Linked DNA regions of Homo sapiens: region 1 is linked to region 2. The links are chromatin contacts, found by Hi-C or POLR2A ChIA-PET in ENCODE. All regions are on one chromosome and are shown on one strand. Each heading gives the region's core, a stretch centred on a gene start or an enhancer-like site at or near the end of the contact. The rest is flanking DNA. Distances are from core to core; before and after follow the strand shown. Region 1 holds the start of CABIN1 (calcineurin binding protein 1). Region 2 has its middle 48 kb from the start of IGLL5.

The links. A loop is a pair of places that touch in the nucleus more often than their neighbours do. ChIA-PET counts read pairs that join two places held with the same protein, here RNA polymerase II (POLR2A). Pooled maps may share reads with other maps.
Region 1: a pooled map shows a loop between it and region 2 (4-fold over the local background). The contact joins the promoter of CABIN1 here to the enhancer-like site in region 2. A Hi-C loop is called at or near these places in 1 of 50 pooled maps. POLR2A ChIA-PET finds 5 or more read pairs at or near these places in 2 of 52 experiments (B cell and activated naive CD4-positive, alpha-beta T cell).

The regions. Positions count from the first base shown.
Region 1 is chr22:24,009,858-24,012,557 of GRCh38, reverse strand. It overlaps CABIN1 (calcineurin binding protein 1), which reads right to left and starts at 1,254. Exons shown (of 37, transcript NM_012295.4): 1 at 1,191-1,254.
Region 2 is chr22:22,934,259-22,937,008 of GRCh38, reverse strand. No RefSeq gene overlaps it. Among named protein-coding and RNA genes, the nearest start is that of IGLL5, 48 kb to the right of the region's middle. RefSeq lists an enhancer at 1,172-1,551 and a silencer at 2,722-2,750. Within about 2 kb of position 1,313, at least 4 of the 41 ENCODE cell types and tissues checked have a DNase peak (open chromatin) inside an H3K27ac peak, as active enhancers do; they include B cell, where a contact is called at or near this core.

The sequences.
Region 1 (2,700 bases), core at 5-2,504, 1.1 Mb before region 2:
GATAACTGGGGATGTTTCCTGGCCTGGAAGGTGGGAAGCCTATGTCTTAAGCTCAGTGGTGGCAGTGCCCTGGCTGTGTGACTGACTTGACATAGATGTCAGTCTCTCAGTCTGTTTCCCCTCATGTATGAGGCTTTGTACTAGATGAGGGTTCTGCAAGCTAACCAGCCCACCCTTTTTGTACAGCCCACGAGCAAAGAATGGTTTTTACATTTTTTCATATTTGGGAAAAAAAATCATGACACGTGAAAATTATATTAACAATATATAAAATTAAAACTTCGGTCCCTATAATTAAAATTTTATTGCGACGCAGCTAGTCTGTTATGTATTGTCTTTGGCTGTATCCACACTACATCGCTACAGTTAAGTAGACAGAGTATGGACCCCCCAAGCCTAAACTACTATTATGAATACTATTATACTCATTATACTTACAATATAACAATGTAAACACTGATATATTTACAACAAAAGTTTGCCGACCGCTGAACGAGACTGTTCTAAGCATATTCTATTTCTAACCACAATAATCACATAGAAAGAATCTTAGCCACATGGAATCCGACGGTCCCACACTTATAACCTGTAATAACCCAGGTCCTGAAGAGTTAAGTGACTCCCAAAGCCACTTGTGCAGATACCTTGGGAATGCCAGGTGAGTTCCATCTGGCCAGGGCCCGCCTCTTGCGGGGAGGCAGTGAAGCAGAACGGTCAAAATTTTCAGTCTGGAGTCGCGCTCACCCACTGGGTGACTTGGAGCAAATCATTTCACCTACCCGCGGCCTCAGTTTCCACCCCTGTAAATGGCACCAATAACAACACTCACCTCGCAGGGCTGCTGTGAAGGTGAAGCGAAAGGTCGCGAGTAAAGGGTTAGCGCGCTGGGCTTTGCACCCAGCAGACGCCAAATCAATGGTGGCTCCTGCGGTTACTGGGAACCTCCCCGGAGGCCGGAACCCATTCTAGGCACCTCAGGGCGGCGGCGAGAGCCATGAAGAGGCTCGCGAGGCAGCCAGGAAGCCCGGCCTCGGTTTCCCTGACTGGGGCTCTAAAGCTGCCCGCGAAACCCCCAGCTTCCTCACGTAACCCAGCCTCGCGCCTGCAGCCCCTCCGGCCTGTGCCCCGGGCTCTGCTGAGCCTCACCCCCACCCCGGCACCGCCTTCAAACCAGCCTTCCAGGAACTCACCAGGCGTCTCCACAGCAACGGCCAGTCTGTCCCGACCACCGCGCCGTCCGGCTGCGCGCCTGACAACAAGGCGTGCTCCCATTGGCTCCGGTGCCGGTTGTGCCAGCCAATCAGCGGGGGCGCACGCGCCGCTCGCTCTCCGCGGGCTGCTTAGCTGGGGCCCTGCAGACGGCTACCCTTGGGCGGCGCGCGCGCGCGTGCGCGCGTGTGTGCGCGTGTGTGCGCGCGTGCGCGTGTGCGTGTGCGTGTGTGTGTGTGTGTGTGTGTGTGTGTGTGTGTGTGTGTGTGTGTTGCGGGAGTGGAGCTTGTTGTTTCCGGATCCCCGTCGTCAGTCCTAGCGTGCTGGAGGCTTAGAGCACCAGCTCGTAGTCGGACTCTCTTCTCCACAGCTTGCACCCTGAGCAGTCACTAAATGATGGGCTGTGTGTTATTACCTGGGACATGTGCTCTGAAAACAGTGGAAACTTGGGGAACACTTAGAGCGGGGTGTCCAATCTTTTGGTTTCCCTGGGCCACGTTGGAAGAATTGTTTTGGGCCACACATAAAATACACTAACACTAAGGATAGCTGATAAGTTAATAAATAAATAAATAATAAAAATAAAAATCACCAAAAAATCTCAAAATGTTGTAAGAAAGTTTATGAATTTGTGTTGAGCCGCATTCAAAGCCAAGCAGACCAGCGCGTTGGAGAAACTTGACTTAGAGGGAACCAGGGAGGAGGAGCATCCTCATTCATTATATTACCTGTGCCTCTCTTTCCAAAAAGGATGTGAAGCCCAAAAGGAACAGATACAATAGGATATTGAAACAAAAGGAAAAAAAGGAACAAAACCTAGTAAATGAACAAGAAGAGGGGTCATGGGTGGTGTCAGAATTCCAGAGATGAAAAAAGGCGACAGAGTTGAAGGGGTTCTGTCAAGGGTCTTGGGCTGAAAGATGGTACTCTCTTGGGAGCTAGAATAACAATAAAGCATTGTAGGGAAGAACTTTACACTGTGGTTGAATTCATAGCTGCTTGAGTCTTGCACAGATGATTCAAATAGGAGTGAATGTTGGGGGCTTTTTAACCTCAAAGACAGTAACAGCATGGTGAAAAACTCAGTTCAGTACAATAAAGCTATACTGATAAGCTAGAAGTTCTGAAAATTGTTGAGTCACCAACCTTGACTTTGAGTATTGGGGTAAACAGTATTTGGGGGGTAAACAGAAGCATAAACAGATGGTTTCAAAGCTGCATGGATAACCTTCAGCCTCGGATACAGCTTCCACTCAAGCCTTATCATGAAAGATGCGCTGGAGAGAAACAGTTGAAAATAGGTGGGAAGGGTGGTCCAAGCAGCAAGAAAGTTGTGTGGGGAAGGTCCGGAGGTGAGAAACATGCAGATCATGCTGGAGTGTCATGCAGCACAGTGTTACCGTGAGGCAAAGCTCAGGGCCACAGTGGGGAGAGAGCACTCTGGAGAGTTAGGAAGAGGCCAGTCCAAACAAGCAAGCAGAAAACATATTG
Region 2 (2,750 bases), core at 64-2,563:
CTGACTGTTGTGGGTGTAGCAGACACACAAGAAATATTTGCTGAATGTTAAGTGAATTGGAATAAACATGTTGATTTAAGTGACAAAACCTTCTATTTTTCATAATAATAAATGTATAATGATTGTCAAAAAATGAAAAAAGTTAGATGTACAAAATGAAAACCAATATTACCTACAGTTTACCCCCGCAACCGGTAGCCCCGGGGAATAGATGTGGATACGGATGTGCATCTAGGTATGGATAAAAATGCAGGGATTCATGCACACACAGGTCACGTCTTATCTGGTGGCCTCTTTGGGATAATATGTTCAAGGCTTTTCAGATGCCATTCGCATCATCGAATACAGCATTTTTATAGGATCTTACATCTTAAATTGGCTTAATGTTTTGTTCTCCGATTATAAAATCTGAAAACAGGAAAAATTAAATAAGAATACAAAGCAAGTCTCTGATCCTGCACTGCCCAAGAGGCCCTGTTAGCGCGTTGGTATGGCGCCTTCCAGATCTTTTTCTGCATGAAATCATGGGCTTATCACAAAGATGGGAACTTCTTTCCTCACTTCTTCTTGCCCTGTTGTGAACATCTGTCTATGGCCCTTCTCCAAGGCCATCTGGGGATGTGGATGTGAGGCTGGCATCTGCTCTCGGGCTCTTTTCTGTCACGTTTTGCTGTTAGCTCCCTGGCTAACATCCACATGCACTGGCTCTCTGGCATCTCCATGATAAATTCTTATGAGCAGGATTTCTGGGTCAAAAGAGAGTGCATTCCCAGGCTGTGGAGACAGGGGACACGTTCAGGAGGGCCTAAAAGGCTGAACCGTGTCTCAGCCTTGAGGCCTCTCAGAATCGCCAGCTTGGGAAGTTAGGAGGCCTGTGGTTGCTCATCACTCCCTCACCAACTCGTTCTGCCCAGGGAAGGTCCTGGGGTGGGGGCTTCAGAGCCCTGTCCTGGCCACCCCCCTCCCTGGGGTCCTGCTGACAATCAGGGCCACTGCTGGCTGGTTCTGAGATGCCTTCTGGTGGACCCTGGGACCCAGGATGGAGCTCAGGGTGTGGGGAGGCAGCCAGGGGGCAGCATCAGGCCCAGGGGCTGGACTAGGAGGGGGTGGGGTGGGGCGCAGGCTCTACTGCCCCCACCTGTGAGCTGCACAAACATCCAGCAGCAGCCCTGAAACTGCCCCATGCTCCTCCTGGGCCACACCTGGGCCTGTTTGTCACTCATCCCATGCCCGGGTGGCCATGAGCTCAGTTTCTCTTCCTCTTATTTTTCTCCTTTTGTCACTCTGAGTTCTGGTTTCAGCCAACTTGGGGTTAAATTTAGCCTGGGGATTTCCAGGGGTGGCCAGCTGCAGGCAGGGCCACCAGAGCTGGGAAAGCGCATCCCCCAACCCCATCCCTTGGCCTGGCCCCCACCCTACTCCCATCTCAGGCCTCCCTGGCCAACCCCTTCACCCAGGAATCTGCTGGTTTCCTGAATGGCTGGCACTCGGGGTCCCTGACCCAGTTCCTCCTTGACCAGAGGGAAGGCTGGGCCCAGGAAGGCAAAGGCATTTGCCCAGGTTCACACAGTGTCACCCGCAGGCCCAGGCAAGAGCAATGACTGAGGGTAGGTGAGGGTCCCCATAGGCCAGGCACAGCTTAGGCATCATCTCAATCCGCAAACCTACCTTGTGGGGAGGGACTCTTATCACCCCCTTGGGCAGATGAGGAAACTGAGGGCTACAGAAGAGAAGCAGATTGCTCAAGGTCAAGGGTTGATGAGGGCTGAGCATGGTGGGGGGACCCCTTCTCTGTCTGACACTGAGGTCTGGGCTCCCAGGGCAGATGCCCCTTTGGGAAGAACAGTGCTCTGGGCTCCCACAGGCCTTTGCAGCCACCCTCCTTCCTTGCATCTCCCAAGGCACAGGGAAGGAATGGCCATCAGGGCCTGTAGCCCTAACTCTCATCCATGCTGCTTTCAGGCCTCTTTTCTGCACCCCTGAAATGGGGCTGGAGCTGTGGAATGGTGGAGGAAGTGAACAATCTGGTCTCTGGCAGAGGGCAGTGGTCCACACAGCCACCCTCCATACAGGTCTTCTCCATGCAGGCTCCTCCACACGGGTCCCACCACACAGCGCCCTCCACACGGGCCCCTCCACACAGGTCCCCTCCACACAGGCCCCCTCCACACAGGCACCCTCCAACAGATCCCCTCCACATGGGCCCCTCTACCTGGCACCCTACCGACAGGCCCCTCCATGCGGGCCCCTTCACACATGATCCCTCCACGCGGGCCCCTCCACGCAGGCCCCTCCACATGGGCCCCTCCACACATGATTTCTCCACACAGGCCCCTCCACATGGGCCCCTCCACACATGATCCCTCCACACGGGCCCCTCCACACATGATCCCTCCACACGGGCCCCTCCACACATGGGCCCCTCCACACGTGGGCCCCTCCACATGCCACCCTCCATACAGGTCCCCTCCACATGGGCCCCTCTACATGGGCCCCTCCACACAGGGGCGCCTATGTGAGCTCGGGCAGATCCCTTTCTCTCCTGGTCTGTTTCTCCATTTGTCAGATGGGAGGCCCTGGGCTGGAAGTCAGGACACCACAGAGCTGGCTCTGGCTTTTTGGGATCTAACTGCTCTGGGCCTCAGTTTTCCTACCTGTGAAATGGGACCATGATTCTGGCTGTGGCCTCACAGAATCCCTGAGTGGCTCAGGTGGATAACATGTGTCCACGTGTTTTATAAATGGTACGG